Regions from separate parts of the Homo sapiens genome. Here region 1 is linked to region 2. The links are chromatin loops, found by intact Hi-C in ENCODE. Cell type or tissue: heart left ventricle. All regions are shown on one strand. Each heading gives the region's core, and the rest is flanking DNA. Links, peaks and the distances in the headings are about the cores only. Region 1 overlaps WBP1L (WW domain binding protein 1 like). Region 2 overlaps WBP1L (WW domain binding protein 1 like).

Region 1 (8,370 bases), core at 1,058-6,057, 62 kb before region 2:
CGGGTGGATCATTTGAGGTCAGGAGTTCTAGACCAGCGTGGCCAACATGGTGAAACCTCATCTCTACCAAAAATAGAAAAATTAGCGTGCACCTGTAATCCCAGCTACTCAGGAGGCTGAGGCAGGAGAATCGCTTGAGCCCCATAGGCAGAGGCTGCAGCGAGCCTAGATCACGCCACTGCACTCCAGTCTGGGCGATAGAGTGAGACCCTGTCTCAAAAAAAGAAAAAAAAACTTTATTGAGGTAATTTACATGCCAAAAAAATTCACCCTTTTAAAGTATACATAAATTGGTGTTTCAGTATAGTCACAGAATTTGTGACTATCAGTGCTAATTTTAGCATATTTTCTTTTTTTTTTTCTTTTGAAACGGTGTCTTGCTCCGTCGCCCAGGTTGGAGTGCAAACTCCGCCTCCAGAGTTCAAGCGCTTCTCCTGCCTCAGCCTCCTGAGTAGCTGGGACTACAGGTGCCCACCACCACACCTGGCTAATTTTTTGTATTTTTAGTACAGATGGGGTTTCACTGTGTTAGCCAGGATGGTCTCGATCTCCTGACCTTGTGATCCGCCCGCCTCAGCCTCCCAAAGTTCTAGAATTACAGGTGTGAGCCACCACGCCCGGCCCAATTTTAGCATATTTTCTTTACCCCAGAAAGAAACCCCATAGCCATTAGCAGTCACTTCCCTTTCTAGCCCCTTTTCTTCCATCCCTTAGTGACCACTGATCTACTTGCCATTCCTATGGATTTGCCTGTTCTAGACATTTCATATAAAGTGAATGGTACACTATGTGGTCTTTTGTGGCTTATTTCACTTACCATAAGGTTTTCCTTTCTTTTTTTGAGACAGAGTCTCACTCTGTCACCCAGGCTGGAGTGCAGTGGTGTGATCTTGGCTCACTGCAACCTCTGCCTCCTGGGTTCAAGTGATTCTCCTGTCTCAGCCTCCTGAGTAGCTGGGACTACAGGTATGCACCACCATGCCTAGCTAACTTTTGTATTTTTTAGTAGAGATGGGGTTTTGCCATGTTGGCCAGGCTGTTCTCGAACTCCTGACCTCAGGCGATCTGCCCGACTTGGCCTCCCAAAGTGCTGAGATTACAGGTGTGTGCCACTGCGCCCAATCAAGGTTTTCTTTTTTCTTTCCTTTTTTTTTTTTTGAGACACGATCTCCCTCTGTTGCCCAGGCTGAAGTGCAGTGGTGCAATCTCAGCTCACTGCAATCTCCACCTCAAGCAAACCTCCTATCTCAGCCCTCCTAGTAGCTGGAGCTACAGGTGCGCACCCACACCCAGTTAATTTTTGTATTTTTTGTAGAGATGGAGTTTCACCACGTTGGCCAGGCTGGTCTTGAACTCCTGGGCACAAGCGATCTGCTCGCCTTGGCCTCTCAAAGTGTTGGGATTACAGGTGTGAGCCACCACACCTGGCCAATGTGATATTTACTTAAAATAATTTAAACTAAATAGCTGTATGTAGATAGTGACTACATATTGGAGGATACTGATCTAACAACTTTCCAGAGTAGGGATTTGGTACAGTCAAACCTAGTGGTCATGTCATGAGCTCTGGGGTCAGACCACCTGAGTTCCAAATTTGATACTGTCCTTGAGCAAGTTACATAACCTCTTTGTGCCTCAGCTTCCTCATCTATAAAATGGGAATTGTACTAGTATGGGGTTGTCATGAGGTGAAAAGACATAATATATGTAAAGCTCTTGGAATATATTCAATGATTAATAAGTATAATAATAATTATCACCATTATTGCTGTTGGCAGTCCTCAGAGTGTATTATGGTTTGTAAGTTAGTGTCAACTCCCAGACTAACTTCAGGAACTGAGATCTGGAGATTTTGCAAGTGACTTTCTTTATTCTGTTCTATGTCTGAATTTAGGTTTGGGGAGAATTTTGTCCTTCCAGAGGACATTAGTCACTGTCACAGCTTGGGAGTGCCACTGGTATCTAGTGAGTGGAGGCCAGGGATGCTGCTTAGCATCCTGGAATGCTCAGGACAGCCCCCCACGACAAAGACTTTTCCAGCCCAGAATGTCAGTGGTCCCGAGGTGGAGAAATCCTGGCTTAGTGGGACCTGCTGTGGCCTTACCAGGTCCTGTTCATTATTGCAGAGCTTGGGGTCAGCTTTCTTGCAAGAACAACATAGCATTGTGAAGTGTATGAAATAACCTTGGACAGCGAGTTTTCGGTGGGACTTGAAGCTTTGATATGCCGAATCTCACTGCCTTTCAGGTTTGTTGATGTATGTGGTCAGTCAGCTCTGTCTTGTCAGCCAACATCAAACATTTTGAAAACACGTTTTTTTGATTTGTGATTCAGTAAGCAGGTGAGCCTCCCTTATTTACCCCATCTTGAACTTTCTTTCCTCTTGCTTTGATCTGCTCTGTGGTTTTATTTTAAGAACATGATTTGCTTTGCTCCCAGTGAAAGCCTGATGGTCAGTTATTTTCTGTGTCCTCCATAGTCCTGCAACCAATCTGAACTGAGTCATGTTCTTAGAACTTTTTCCTTTCCCCATTCCAAGTCCTGGCTCTACTCTGATTTTCGGCCTCAGGAATGTTGGTTTGCTCTCACGCACGCTTAGCCTGTGGAAATCATTAGGTGTTCTCAGGGTCTGTCACAAGAGAAGCTAAGTGTCCTGGACCTCAGGGTGGCTGTGTCTTGAGGAGAGTCCTCTTTTCAGGCCCCCAAGAGGCAGCTCATCTGTGGATGTTTGAGCCGTCGGGTCTTTGTTGTTGTCATGGGTATCTTGCATGGCTTTGGATTCAAAACTTCACCTGTCTTTTGAATGCCTGTCCACCCATACCCTTGAGAGGACCTCTTGCTTTCCTGCCATCAGCTATTAGGACTAACACTTGGGAGATCATCAGGTTCCAGGTGGTAGAATGGCTTGGGTTGGTTCCTTGCTCCTACTACCCCATTCATGGACACCACTGGGGCCGCTGATCCCACTGTAACTGCACAGCCAGTAAGAGCAGCCACTGAGTGATGGATTATCCTGCCTCCGCCTCTCAAGTAGCTAGGACTACAGGCACACGCTACAGCAACAGAGGGTCTTGGTGGCTTCTCTCCTTGGTGGCATACAGTAGACAGGCTGAGGTCTGGTCTGTGGGCACCTCCCTTTTGAAACATCCTTTTCAGTTCCACTAGGTGGAGCAAAGTCTGGCCTGAAAACTGCATGCTATGTGGAAACCACAAAGAAACACAAGTAAATCCAGAACATTGCAACCTGGGAGGTCAAGAAGGGGGAAACAAATCCCATCCTATTGAATTTTAAGGCTTGTTGATACAATTCTGAGCTTTCCTGATCTGGGGATTAAGTAGGTCATCCTCTCAGACTTGCAGATCACCCGTCTTGCATGGTCTGGGTTTTTGGGATATGCTTGCTTACTCAGTTACATTCCCATAGCTCTGATTTATTTACTTTTGGTTTTCTCCTTTCCACACTTTCTTCTGTGGGAAATCAGAGGAGTTGTTTTTCTTCTGCTCCTGGTGCTGTCGTCTTCACAGTGCCAAAGCTAAGTTTTGATTCAAGATCTCAGGTGTTTAAAATAATTTAACTTAAACATTTTTGGAAGAGGTAAAAATAAATGTAAGATGTTACAAGAATATCTGTGGCTTGGAAGGGTGGGTCCTAGAATGGAGAGTTACAAAAACATGTCTGTTTTGATTTTTAAATATCTAGCAAGACAAATGTTATGTTGTAACACTTTTATTACACATTCTTTCAGATCAGAGGCATGCATTCATGGAGAAAATATTCGTATTTTTCAAAATTCTACATGTTACTTTTTGGTTTGCCATTTCCTAATTTATTTTCCTCATTTAAAATTCCACCTGACAGTTTCATCAAACACAGAAACAACAAGGGAAAAAACCACAGCTTAGTTTATTGATCAGATTTAAATATTTTTCTCTCTTAGTAGTTCATTTGGGAGAAGAAATTACTATTTGGCTTTCTACACCAGGATGTTGGAATATTGTAACTCTTTGGAACTTAAATACAGAATTGAATAGTGTGAGTTCATCCTGCTTACTCCTTTCTTTTTCCCTGGATAATTTGTCTTTAAGTTTTGCAAATCCCTTTGCTACATTTGGGAGGGGGTAAGGAGCATAAAACCTACCCCAGTATGATTTGGCACTATGGCTGACTTTCCATTTTTCTTCCTTAGAGCTGATTGCTGCTTTTCTTTGAGCTTTAAAATACCTTTCACCTTTTTTTTGGAGATGAAGTCTTGCTCTGTTGCCCAAGCTGGAGTGCAGCGGTGCGATCTCAGCTCACTGCAACCTCCGCCTCCCAGGTTCAAGCGATTCTCCTGCCTCAGCCTCCCGAGTGGCTGGGACTACAGGCATGTGCCACCATGCCTGGCTAATTTTTGTATTTTAGAAGAGATGGGGTTTCACTATGTTGGCCAGGCTGGTCTCGAACTCCTGACGTAATCCACCTGCCTCGACCTCCCAAAGTGCTGGGCTTACAGGCATGAGACACCGCGGCAGGCCCCTTTTTACATTTTTTGTTTTTGTTTTTTAGCGTCAGGGTCTCGCTATGCTGCCCAGGCTGGAGTACAGTGGCGCAATCATAGCTCACTGCAGCTTCGAACTCCTGGGCTAAAGCGATTCTCCTGCCTCTGCCTCCCAAGTAGCTAGGACTACAGGCACACACTACAGTGTCCAGCTAATTTTGTTTTATTTATTTATTTATTTATTTATTTATTTTTTGAGATGGAATCTTGGTCTGTCACCCAGCTTTAAAATACCTTTCACCTTTTTTTTTTGAGATGAAGTCTCGCTCTGTCGCCCAGGCTGGAGTGCATTGGCACGACCTTGGCTCACTGCAACCTCCGCCTCCTGGGTTCAAGCCATTCTCCTGCCTCAGCCTCCCCAGTAGTTGGGATTACAGGTGCGCACCACCATGCCCAGCTAATTTTTGTATTTTAACTAGAGACGGGTTTCACCATGTTGGCCAGGCTGGTCTTGAACCCCTGACCTTGTGATCCACCCGCCTCAGCTTCCCAAAGTGCTGGGATTACAGGTGTGAGCCACCGCACCTGGCCTTGTTTTATTTTTTGTAGAGGTAGGGTCTTGCTATGTTGCCCAGGTTGGAGTACAGTGGTGATTCCCAGGCATAGTCATAGTGCACGGCAGCTTTGAATCCCTGGCCTCAAGTGTTCCTTCTGCCTTAGCCTCCTGAGTAGCTAGGACTATTACTTTTTATTTGAGATGGAGTTTTGCTCCATTGCCCAGGCTGGAGTGCAGTGGTACAATCTTGGCTTACTGCAACCTCCGCCTCCTGGGTACAAGTGATTCTCCTGCCTCAGCTCCCTGAGTACCTGGGATTACAGGCACACACTACTATGCCTGGCTAATTTTTGTATTTTTATTAGAGATCGGGATTTCACCATGTTGGCCAGGCTGGTCTTGAACTCCTGAGCTCAAGTGATCTGCCTGTCTTGGCCTCCCAGAGTGCTGGGATTACAGGTGTGAGCCACTGTGCCCAGCCTACATTCTTTTTAAATGACACAAAAACAACACGTGCTCATAACAATGTTAAATAATAGATTTTAAAATGTTGGCCGGGCGCGGTGGCTCATGCCTGTAATTCCAGCACTTTGGGAGGCCAAGGCAGGTGGATCACGAGGTCAGGAGATCGAGACCATCCTGGCTAACATGGTGAAACCCCGTCTCTACTAAAAATACAAAAAATTAGCCGGGCGTGGTGGTGGGTGCCTGTAGTCCCAGCTACTCGGGAGGCTGAGGCAGGAGAATGGCATGAACCCGGGAGGCAGAGCTTGCAGCGAGCCAAGATGGCCTATGGCTCAGGCTAGAGTGCAGTGGCTAGATATAGACAACCATATATCTATATATAGTCTATATATAGAGAACCATAACATTGTTTGGTATGGGTAGGGTTCTTTATTTGTTTTAAAAACAAAAATGTGGCCGTGCGTGGTGGCTCATGCCTGTAATCCCAGCACTTTGGGAGGCCAAGGCGGGTGGATCACGAGGTCAGGAGTTCGAGACCAGCCTGGCCAACATGTGAAACCTCGTCTCTACTAAAAGTACAAAAGTTAGCCAGGCATGGTGGCGCATGGCTGTAGTCCTAGCTACTGAAGAGGCTGAGGCAGGAGAATCACTTGAACCCGGGAAGCAGAGGTTGCAGTGAGCCAAGATCGTGCCTCCATACTCCAGCCTGGGTGACAGAGCAAGACTCTGTCTCAGGGGGGTGGTGGGGGGAAGGGATCATTTGTAATGTAGCATTTCACAAGATGCATTTTTTTTTAACCTTAATATACTGTGGACTAATTTCCATATTGTAGATACTCCTCTGATTTCTTAAAATACCTGTATTCTGTTGCTTTATACCGTGATTTATTTAAACACTTCTCCATTGTTAATGGAGTTTTTGCCATTTCACACAGTGCTACGTTGAACATTGTTGTACTTATTTCTTTTTGCAATTGTGCTAGATTCCTAAAAGTGGAACTGAGGATTGTGTGGTTATAGGGTATGCACATTTAAAGGCTGGAGTAGATAGTGCCACGTTGTTCTCCGGTATGGTTGTATCAGTTTACATTCGCATCAATAGGATCTGCAGGCCGGGTCCACTGGCTCACGCCTGTAATCCCAGTACTTTGGGAGACTGAGGTGGGCAGATCGCTTGAGCCCAGGAGTTCGAGACCAGCCTGGGCAACAGAGCGAGTCTCTGTATCTTTGAGACAGAGTCTCGATCTGTTGCCCAGGCTGGAGTGCAGTGGCACAATCTCAATTCACTGCAGTCTCTGCCTCCTGGGTTTAAACAATTCTCGGGCCTCAGCCCCATGAGTAGCTGGGATTACCAACGTTTGCCACCACACCTAGCTAATTTTTTTGTGTTTTTAATAGAGACAAGGTTTTGCCATGTTGGTCAGGCTGGTCTCAAACTCCTGTCCTCAATGATCCATCCATCTTAGCCTCTCAAAGTGCTGGGATTACAGATGTGAGCCACCACACCCAGCCCAATTTTTAAATTTTTTATAGAGACAGGGTCTTGCTATGTTCCCCAGGCTGGTCTTGAATTCCTGGCCTCAAGTGCTTCTGCCTCAGCATCCCAAGTAGCTGGGATTACAGGCACAAGTCACCGCACCCAGCGATACTATTATTCTTGTTTGCACATCATCGTGCCCTTGAGTGAGAAGAGTGATGGGGTCACCGCCAAGGCGGATGGGCACTGTTTGTCAAGTATGGGGGTCGTCACCCATCTTGACCACAGGGCTAGACCACATGTGGCTCTGTCTGCTCTCATACACAGTACTGTGCTGCAGTGAGGGGGATCCTTAACTTCTGTCCCCAACCTCCATTTGGCACTTCCTGTTCTCAGGGGAAGATGGTTTCTGAGCCTTTTTTTTTTTTTTTTTTTTTTTGTTGATACAAGCTCTCCCTGTGTCACCCAGGCTGGAGTGCAGTGGCATGATCATAGTTCATGGCAGCCTGACCTCCTGAGTTCTAGCGATCATCCCACCTTAGCCTCCTTAGTAGCTGGGACTATAGGCGTGCACCATTATGCCCAGCTAATATTTGTATTTTTAGTACAGACTGGGTTTCACTGTGTTGACCAAGCTGGTCTTGAACTCCTGACCTCCAGTGATCCTCCTGCCTCGGCCTCCCAAAGTGCTGGGATTACAGCATGAGCCACTGTACCTGCCCTCCCCCCCCCCCTTTTTTTTTTTTTTTTGAGACAGAGTCTCACTCTGTCACCCAGGCTGAAGTGCAATGGCACGATCTCGGCTCACTGTAACCTCCGCTTCCCAGGTTCAGGCAATTCCCCTGCCTCAGCCTCCTGAGTAGCTGGACTACAGGCGCCCGCTACCACGCCTGGCTAATTTTTGTATTTTTAGTAGAGACGGGGTTTCCCCATGTTGGCCAGACTGGTCTCGAACTCCTGACCTCATGTGATCCACCCGCCTCGGCCTCCCAAAGTACTGGGATTACAGGCGTGAGCCACCATGCACAGCCCTTTTTTTTTTTAGTAACAGTTTTATTAAGATCTAATTCACAGACCATAACATTCACCATTTTCAAGGGTATTAATTAAGTGGTTTTTAATATATCCACAAGGTGAGCCACCATCACCGCTATCTTAATTTTAGACTATTTTCATCACTCCAAAAAGAAGCCTTATAGCCATTAGCATTCATTCCCCTTATTTTCTTCCCTCCAGTCCCTGGCAACCACTCATCTACTTCCTGTTTTTATGGATTTATCTATTCTGGACATTTCATATGAATGGAACCATACACCATGTGGTCTTTTATGACTGGTTTTCTTTACTTAGCATGTTTTCAAGGTTCATCCATGTTGTAGCATGTATCAATACTT
Region 2 (8,370 bases), core at 1,532-6,531:
GCACTTCCCGGACTTCCCTGGGGCTCCTTACATGTGACCTCTCATATGGTCAGTGGAGGCCCAGCTGTGCCAGTTTTCCAAAGCCAGTCTACAGTGTATTCTACAAAATAAACTTTCACAATTGTTTCTTTACAATTGTTTCTTTTTTTCTTTTTAAGACAGAATCTCGCTCTGTCACCCAGGCTTGACTGCAGTGGCGTGATCTTGGCTCACTGCAACCTCCTCCTCTGGGGTTCAAGTGATTCTTGTGCCTGAGCTTCCCAAGTAGCTGGGACTACAAGACCATGCCATCACACCTAGCTAATGTTTGTATTTTTAGTAGAGATGGGGTTTTACCATGTTGGTCAGGCTGTTCTCAAACTCCTGAGCTCAAGTGATCTGCCCGCCTCGGCTTCCCACAGTGCTGAGATTACAGGCGTAAGCCACTGTGACCCACCATTATTTCAGTTCCACATCTAGAGGGGTTAAGTGCTTAGCACAGTGCCTGGCATATAGTAAGTGCTCAATAAATGTTAGTAATGTTATATTATAATTAAATTATCTGTGTCATAAGGCATTCAGCACATTCAAAAGATAACTCACCTAGCATGTTTTTAATAAGCCTTGGATGGCAGAGGCCCCTTACCCTTTGCCGGTCACCCATCTGCTCCTGATCTGAGTCAAGGTGAAGCTTGGTTTGTGTTTCCAGACCACCTCCAGCCACAGTAGAGACAACAGAGATTTCTAACCCCCTAGCAAAAGACCCTACATAGTGCATTTGGAAGGTTAGGAGGAAGAAAAGTAGTTAAGAAGTCTGAAGTTAGGGACCCTGGCCCTGAGGCCTGTGGGACTTGGATGAAGGACACACTCTAAGCAAGAACATGAGACTTGTGTGCATGTGGAAGTGGGTCCATTCCAGGCAGAAGTTATTTTTTGGCCATCTACCACGTTTGCCTAATTCTCTGCCTTAACTCCCAACAGGCGTGAAGTCCTTGCCTACGAAGCAGCTTTAGGGGCTCTCAGATTTCAAGAAGCTAGGTTAGGCCCTTCCCAAACTGCCCCTCTCTCTCTGCAGAATTGCTCGCAGCTGTCTCTCCTCTGCTCACAACCAAGAGCTGTAGCCATCACTTGTTGGGTGCTCTGGGGTGGGAAGAGACAATGCAAATATTCAGTGGGAGCTTTGCAGTCTGCCTAGAACAATGACCAGTGCAGTAATTTCTCCTTCCTACCTCCCCATTTTAGGGTTTTTGCCAAACTATTTACTACCTCCTTATGAGGAAGTGGTGAACCGACCTCCAACTCCTCCCCCACCATACAGTGCCTTCCAGCTACAGCAGCAGCAGCTGCTGCCTCCACAGTGTGGCCCTGCAGGTGGCAGTCCCCCGGGCATCGATCCCACCAGGGGATCCCAGGGGGCACAGAGCAGCCCCTTGTCTGAGCCCAGCAGAAGCAGCACAAGACCCCCAAGCATCGCTGACCCTGATCCCTCTGACCTACCAGTTGACCGAGCAGCCACCAAAGCCCCAGGGATGGAGCCCAGTGGCTCTGTGGCTGGCCTGGGGGAGCTGGACCCGGGGGCCTTCCTGGACAAAGATGCAGAATGTAGGGAGGAGCTGCTGAAAGATGACAGCTCTGAACACGGCGCACCCGACAGCAAAGAGAAGACGCCTGGGAGACATCGCCGCTTCACAGGTGACTCGGGCATTGAAGTGTGTGTGTGCAACCGGGGCCACCATGACGATGACCTCAAAGAGTTCAACACACTCATCGATGATGCTCTGGATGGGCCCCTGGACTTCTGCGACAGCTGCCATGTGCGGCCCCCTGGTGATGAGGAGGAAGGCCTCTGTCAGTCCTCTGAGGAGCAGGCTCGAGAGCCTGGGCACCCGCACCTGCCACGGCCGCCCGCATGCCTGCTGCTGAACACCATCAACGAGCAGGACTCTCCCAACTCCCAGAGCAGCAGCTCCCCCAGCTAGAGCAGGTCCTGCCAGCACCCAGCAACTTGGCAAAGCAACCAGGGTAGGGGAGAACCACGAGAGAAGCATTAAGTGACTTTCAAAGACTTTCAGAGTACAGCCACTTGGTTCCTTTTTGTTTGTTTTCCTTCTCCTCTCCTGCATTTTCCTCCATCTCCAGGTACAGTTCGGGGTGTGGATGCCTCTTCCTCCACAAGGGCACAGTGTTGTGGAGGGCTAAGTTGGTTCTGTGACTCATTCCTCATACCCTAACTCCATCTCCTTTCTTTAAAGTCAAATCTCACCTACCTGTTTGGGTCAGAGAGATGTGTTTTAAAAGCCCCCAAGGAAGGAGGCTGGGACTGTGCCCTGACATGATTCTTGGTGATGGAATAGGTTTGTGCTCTGATTCTAGTTTAAGAGAACGTTGCTGTATCTCAGTCCAGGAGAGGCAGCCCATCTTGGCCCTGGATGAAGAAGGAAACCCACAGAGGCCCAGGGCTTGTCATTGGGCTGCCAGTGTCTGCCAAGCCAGCATTGAGCTAATCCTGTGGGAGGATGAGAGCTACTGGGCCGTTGTATGATAGGTTGGTAGGGGCTTGTTGATCTGTCAAATTCCAGGTGACAAGATCTATGCACCCCATGCGTCCTTGAGGGGCCTCTTCCCCGCAGGCTCTGGCTGGCCGCAGGCTGGTTCTGGTGTGAAAGGTTATACTGCCTTTTCTTTGTTTGTTTGTTTTTTTCTCTAAAAACAAACAGCAAAAGACAGCTGAAAACAAGAACTTCACCGGTGGGCAGGCAAGAATTCTCTTCTGGAAAATGACGTTTGTGGCTCTTTCCCAAGTTGGCCTTCAAAGAGCCTGCCTGCTGTTGAGCCAGAAGATGTCTCGTGTGAAGGCTGGGGTGGCGGCTGTCTTGGAACCTCTGTGAGCAGGAGGCCCTAAGCCGCAGCAGTGGATAGAGGTGCAGCTCTCTGCCTCTCTGCCCTTTGGTCTGTGTTCACAGGTGACCCGTGTCAGCCTGCATCGCAAGCACACACCCTGCGGGCCTTCAAGTCTCACTGTTCCGTATGAGGAAACAGACAGCGGACTGAGGAAGCGATGGCCCCAGAGAAAGGGCCCCTGTAGCCTGGCTCTCACACAGTATTTTATCTTTGATTCTGAATAAATATTTTTTGTGGGGTTTTTTTTTTTTTTTTGGTGGCAGTTGTTTGTTTTAAACTGACCACTTGGAAGAAACACCTTGGTTATCTGTGGTTTTCATGCCTTGTCCCTGCCTCTACCCCCACCCCTTTTGAGTCGGGTGACTCATTTTTCTGTGTAGAGACTCGGTGGCCCAGGCAGGAGGTGAAAGCAGCCATCCGGAAGGCCCTGGGGACCCTTGTGCCTGTTGCTCGCCTTCAGGTCACCAGCTGAGCTGCGATAGGAAAATCTGAATGGAGGCAGCAAACAGCCAAAACAAACATTCCCCACCCGGCCCTGTGCATATGAAGTCTTTCTTCCCCCAACTCTTGAACGATGATGATATTCAGACGAAGCATTGATGTTATGGAAGAAAGAAAGAAACAAACAAAATATATATATATATGTCCAAAAACAGACAAATCCAAGGGTGTGAGGTAAACGAGTGTCTGCATTTAGATTCCACAAAACCAAAATCCATGTTGAACAAAGTTAAGTCCGTACACAGTGACTTTTTGGGTGAGCCGTGTGTGTCTGTCTGTTGTGTGTGTGCCTCAAGCCCTGTTTTCCTGTGAAGATACTTTGAGTGGCAGCCATTCTCTCCACGTGAACCACACGTCTGGAGCACAGACAGGCCTCTCAAGGTCATTGATCTTACGCATTTACTGTTTACCGAACAAATGTCTGACTGTGTACTCGGGTGTACTCCGCAGCATTGTCGACTGCAGTCCCCTGTGTTTGCCAGAGATACTGTGCTCGAAGTAGAGGTTTTACTCTACTCATCACTGCGATTTGCACATTGCTCCGTGGACACTCGGAGGCCTGCGTTCTGTTCCCTATAAATGGAAGCGTGCTCTGAGCCTGTCTGCCTCCCTCGGCTGCTGCTGGTCCTCAGTACCAGCGCCCGGGGGTGTCCACAACCACTTGGGACAGAAGAAGGTGGAATTTCAGACAGAAGCTTGACTGGGTCTTCAATGACAGGCTTGGACTAGCTGTGGCCCAGACATCGGCCCTGCCCAGAATTGCCAGGAGGAGGCTTTGCAGGCTCTAGAGGAGCCGCAGGGCCTGCCTGCCTCTGGTGAGTCCAACAGGCACAAGCAAGCTGGCGTGTGGCCAGAGGTAGCCGGAGTGTGTCACAGCCCCTCAGATGCCTTTCCTTCCACCTTTTTTTATTTTTTAAGAATCCCAAATAACTCACTGAAGTGTCTCAAAGGCGAACAAGTTTTACCAAAATGAATCCTTTTTCAGTTAACAGATCAAATGGATGAGTTCTGAGCCTCTCAAGTTCCTTTCCCCAGTTAGAGTGGGGAACTGGGCAAGTGTTAACTGTGGGACTCACTGCAGCGTCCTATCCTAAAGGCACGAGAAGACGGAAATGCAACCTGCGGAGCTGGGCTTGGTTCCCAGGTCACAGTTTGGCCCCCGCTACAGGATGCTGCCCTGCTCAGAGAGAGATTTAATAGGGAGCTGAAGGAATCGTTAGGGGGCCAGGGAGATGTGACTGAGGCTGGCTTTCCACGTGAATGAGACGGGGTCGGTGGAGGGTTTGGTGCTACAGCCAGTCAGAAGATTTGCAAATGCGAACACATTCCTGTGTGAGGCACGTTACCCTTTGTCAGTTATTGTGAATATGTGTATTTTAAGCAATAAGATTCAGCTGGTCAGACTTTTCTGGGCAGTCTCAGTGACGCATTTCCTGTGCTGTGATTGTTCTGAAGACAGAGTGGCTCTAACCACTGTGAGAAGCCCAAATAAAAATTGATCCCAAAAATGCTACTGCTCTTTCTTGCTGCACTTTGTTCCCTCTTCTTCTTCCTCAGTCTTCAGGAAATTGCACCTCAAGATCCTAAACCACAAGCACTTTTCTCCACACAGAGACTGAGAGGTTGTCACACAGTCATTGAGGATAGGGCCCTGGGCCAAAGAGAAACCACAGGGCCAAGGGCAGCTGGACAGTGCTGCTGGGTCCACACTCTGTTCTGAGGAGTCCTCCCCTCTCTCTGTCAGGGTGTGTTCCTGATGTTTGGAATACTTTGGAAAGTCCCACAAACAGGCTAAAATCAGATCCCGAGAAAGCAGAGACAAGTTTTGTCAGATACCCTGTTGCTAAAACATGGCTTTTTTTTGAGACACAGTCTCACTCTGCCGCCCAGGCTGGAGTGCAGTGGCGCGATCTTGTCTCACGCAGCCTCTGCCTCCCAGGTTCAAGTGATTCTCCTGCCTCAGCCTCCTGAGTAGCTGGGATTACAGGTGCCTACCACCACGCCCGGCTCATTTTTGTATTTTTAGTAGAGACGAGGTTTCACCATGTTGGCCAGGCTGGTCTCAAATCTCCTGACCTCAGGTGATCCGCCTGCCTTGAGCTCCCAAAGTGCTGGGATAACAGGCCAGCCACCCTGGCCTGGGACTATAGGCATGAGCCACTGTGCCCAGCTATTTTTTTATTTTTATTTTTTAAATAACAGAGATGGGCTGGGCGAGGTGGCTCACGCCTGTAATCCCAGCATTTTGGGAGGCCAAGCTAGGCAGATCACTTGAGCTCAGGAGTTTGAGACCAGTCTGGGTAACATGGCAAAACACCATCTCTACAAAAAATACAAAACTTGGCTGGGTGTGGTGCTGTGTGCCTGTGGTCCCAGCTATGTGGGAGGCTGAGGTGGGAGGATGGCTTGAGCCCAGGAAGTGGAGGCTGTAGTGAGCTGAGATCACACCACTGCACTCCAGCCTGGGCAACAGAGCGAGACCCTGTATCAAAAAAAAAAAAAAAAAAAAAGAAAAAAACTATATGTATGTATATATATATATATATAGAGAGAGAGAGATAGGGTCTGACTGTGTTGCCCAGGCTGGGCTCAAGTGATCCTATAGAGTCTAACTATGTTGCCCAGGCTGGGCTCAAGTGATCGTACTGGCTTGGTTTCCCAAAGTGCTGGGATTACAGGTGTAAGTCACTGTGCCCGGCCAAAACATGGCATTTAAAAGAAAGCAAGCACTCTGAGAGATCTTTTTTGTTGATATGATAGACATGGGGGTATATGCTTGGCCTTGGAATTTAACACACAGTATAATGTATCGAGTTGCCCACTTTCTGCCCAGCACTGTGTCAGAGGCTCAGGATAATGTCAAAGACATAGAAGATGAGGCCTCTGCCCTCCAGAACTTACAGTCAGAAAGACAAAACATGGCCGAGCATGGTGGCTCATGCCTGTAATCCCAGCACTTTGGGAGGCTGAGGCGGGTGGATTACCTGAGGTTAGGAGTTCGAGACCAGCCTGACCAACATGGAGAAACCCCGTCTCTACTAAAAATATTAAAAAATTAGCCAGGTGTGGTGGCATGCGACTGTAATCCCAGCTACTTGGGAGCCTGAGGCAGGAGAATCGCTTTAACTCGGGAAGTGGAGGTTGTGGTGAGCTGAGATCGCACCATTGCGCTCCAGCCTGGACAACAAGAGCGAAACTCCATCTCAAAAAAAAAAAAAAAAAAACATACTTGTGTGAAATAGTTAATTAACAATATAAGTTAAGTTTGAGGTGAAGTGAATGGTACAGATTTGGAGCTTTTCAGGGAATAGTGGGAGGTAGTTTGAGGTCTTGAATGCCAAGCAAGAGGTCTCGGAGCTGATTTTAGGTAGTGAGGAAGCCACCAGTGTGCCAGAATCTGTCATTGTGGGCCAATGATTCTTTCCTAATACAAGGAGAGTTCCTTTGTTCATTTTACCATCTGCTTAAGACTGACCTCTTAGGTGTAAGTGCTTTTTTTTTTTTTTTTTGAGATGGAGTCTCGCTCTGTCGCCCAGGCTGGAGTGCAGTCGTGCCATTTTTGCTCAGTGCAACCTCCACCTCCTGGGTTCAAGTAATTCTCCTGCCTCAGCCTCCCAAGTAGCTGGGATTACAGGTGCCTGCCATGACGCCCAGCTTATTTTTGTATTTTTAGTAAGGATGGGGTTTCACCATGTTGCCCAGACTGGTCTCGAACTCCTGGCCTCAAGTGATCCACCTGCCTCAGCCTCCCAAAGTCCTGGGATTACAGGCGTGAACCACTGTGCCTGGCCAGGTATAAGTCCTTGTTTGAAGAACAGCTTGCTACTTCTCTGCCCAGGGAGGACACCCCTACCCAGCAAGACTGCAGATGGGCAAAGCAAGGTAGTACACATCCTAGGAACCCTCCAGGAAGGGGTTCCTGCCTCCATAAGTGGAGTGCTCACTGGTGGGCTGGCACCCAGGGGGTGCTGGCAAGTGAGTGTTGTCCTCCCTAGGCCCTGGCTTGCCCAGCAGTCAGCGCTGTTTTTTCTGAAGGCCAGTTTTAGCCAGACATGCCGCCACCCCTGTCTTTGACCCTCTGGCAGAGGACATTCCTGGCCTCTCGGTGACACTAGTGGAGTGGTTGCTGACTTGTTCTTTCTAAACTGTTGGGTTCCTTCAGGCAACCCCAGTAGGGCCATGCTAGCATCTAGAGACAGTTCTGTTCTAAAACCACGGGAAAGAACTGGGAGTATATCATTCTTGCCTTTGAGCTAATATCTGAGTGGCACAAAAACAAAATGGTGTAACTCTTAGGGGCTGGTTGCCAGAGGCTGTGCATGTACCCTGGGTGCCCAGGTCTAGAGGGGACACCATGCCATTGAACCCCAGGCTGGTGGGTCACTGAGTTCCTCATTTCTGTAATGAAGTATGACGTTGTTTGTCTCTGTTGCCCCATGTGACCAAGTGCAGATGGCGACAGTACCAACGCCCAGAACTGCAAAACAGAGTACTTTTGGTGAACAAGAATTTCAAGAAACTCCACATTCTTCAGTTTCCTGTTTTCAGCCAGGGGCGAAAACCGGGGTTTGACTCGGAAAAGGAGGGAGAAGTGGGTTTGGTTGGTAGCTTCTTGCTGAACCTGCTGGGAAGGGTTGTGGGTCTTGGGAGGATTTGGGTTCTGGCCTGGGGGCAAGTGTGGCCTCACTGAAGAGCTGAGCCTTTACTGAGCACCTAGCAGGTGCCAAGGCATGAGAATTCAAAGATGCCTTAGGACTGGCTCCTTTCCTTTTTTTGAGACAGAGTCTTGCTCTGGAGTGCAGTGGTGCGATCTCGGCTCACTATAACCTCCGCCTCCCAGGTTCAAGCGATTCTCCTGTCTTAGCCTCCTGAGTAACTGGGATTACAGATGTGCACCACGACGCCTGGCTAATTTTTGTATTTGGGGTAGAGACGGGGTTTCACCATGTTGGCCAGGCTGGTCTCAAACTCCTGACCTCAAGTGATCTG

Evidence for each region. A loop is a pair of places that touch in the nucleus more often than their neighbours do. Peaks named below come from ENCODE experiments on the same cell type or tissue, not always from the same donor. Only the 100,000 strongest peaks of a DNase experiment are listed, where the experiment ranks them.
Region 1: it touches region 2 in a loop (3-fold over the local background); 59 of 110 quality-filtered maps call a loop at or near these places.

The regions. Positions count from the first base shown.
Region 1 is chr10:102,750,178-102,758,547 of GRCh38, forward strand. The region is part of intron 1 of WBP1L (WW domain binding protein 1 like); the gene reads left to right. Among named protein-coding and RNA genes, the nearest start is that of WBP1L, 10 kb to the left of the region's middle. In heart left ventricle, for the core only: a CTCF peak has its summit at 3,163 (motif pointing right); no DNase peak of the experiment used is centred there; H3K27ac peaks cover 2,922 bases.
Region 2 is chr10:102,811,374-102,819,743 of GRCh38, forward strand. WBP1L (WW domain binding protein 1 like) reads left to right here. Exons shown (of 4, transcript NM_001083913.2): 4 at 1,222-4,889. The coding sequence ends at 1,958. Among named protein-coding and RNA genes, the nearest start is that of CYP17A1-AS1, 17 kb to the right of the region's middle. RefSeq lists an enhancer at 4,047-4,580. In heart left ventricle, for the core only: no CTCF peak of the experiment used is centred there; DNase peaks (open chromatin) are centred at 2,888, 3,318, 4,208, 5,068 and 2 weaker places; H3K27ac peaks cover 4,597 bases.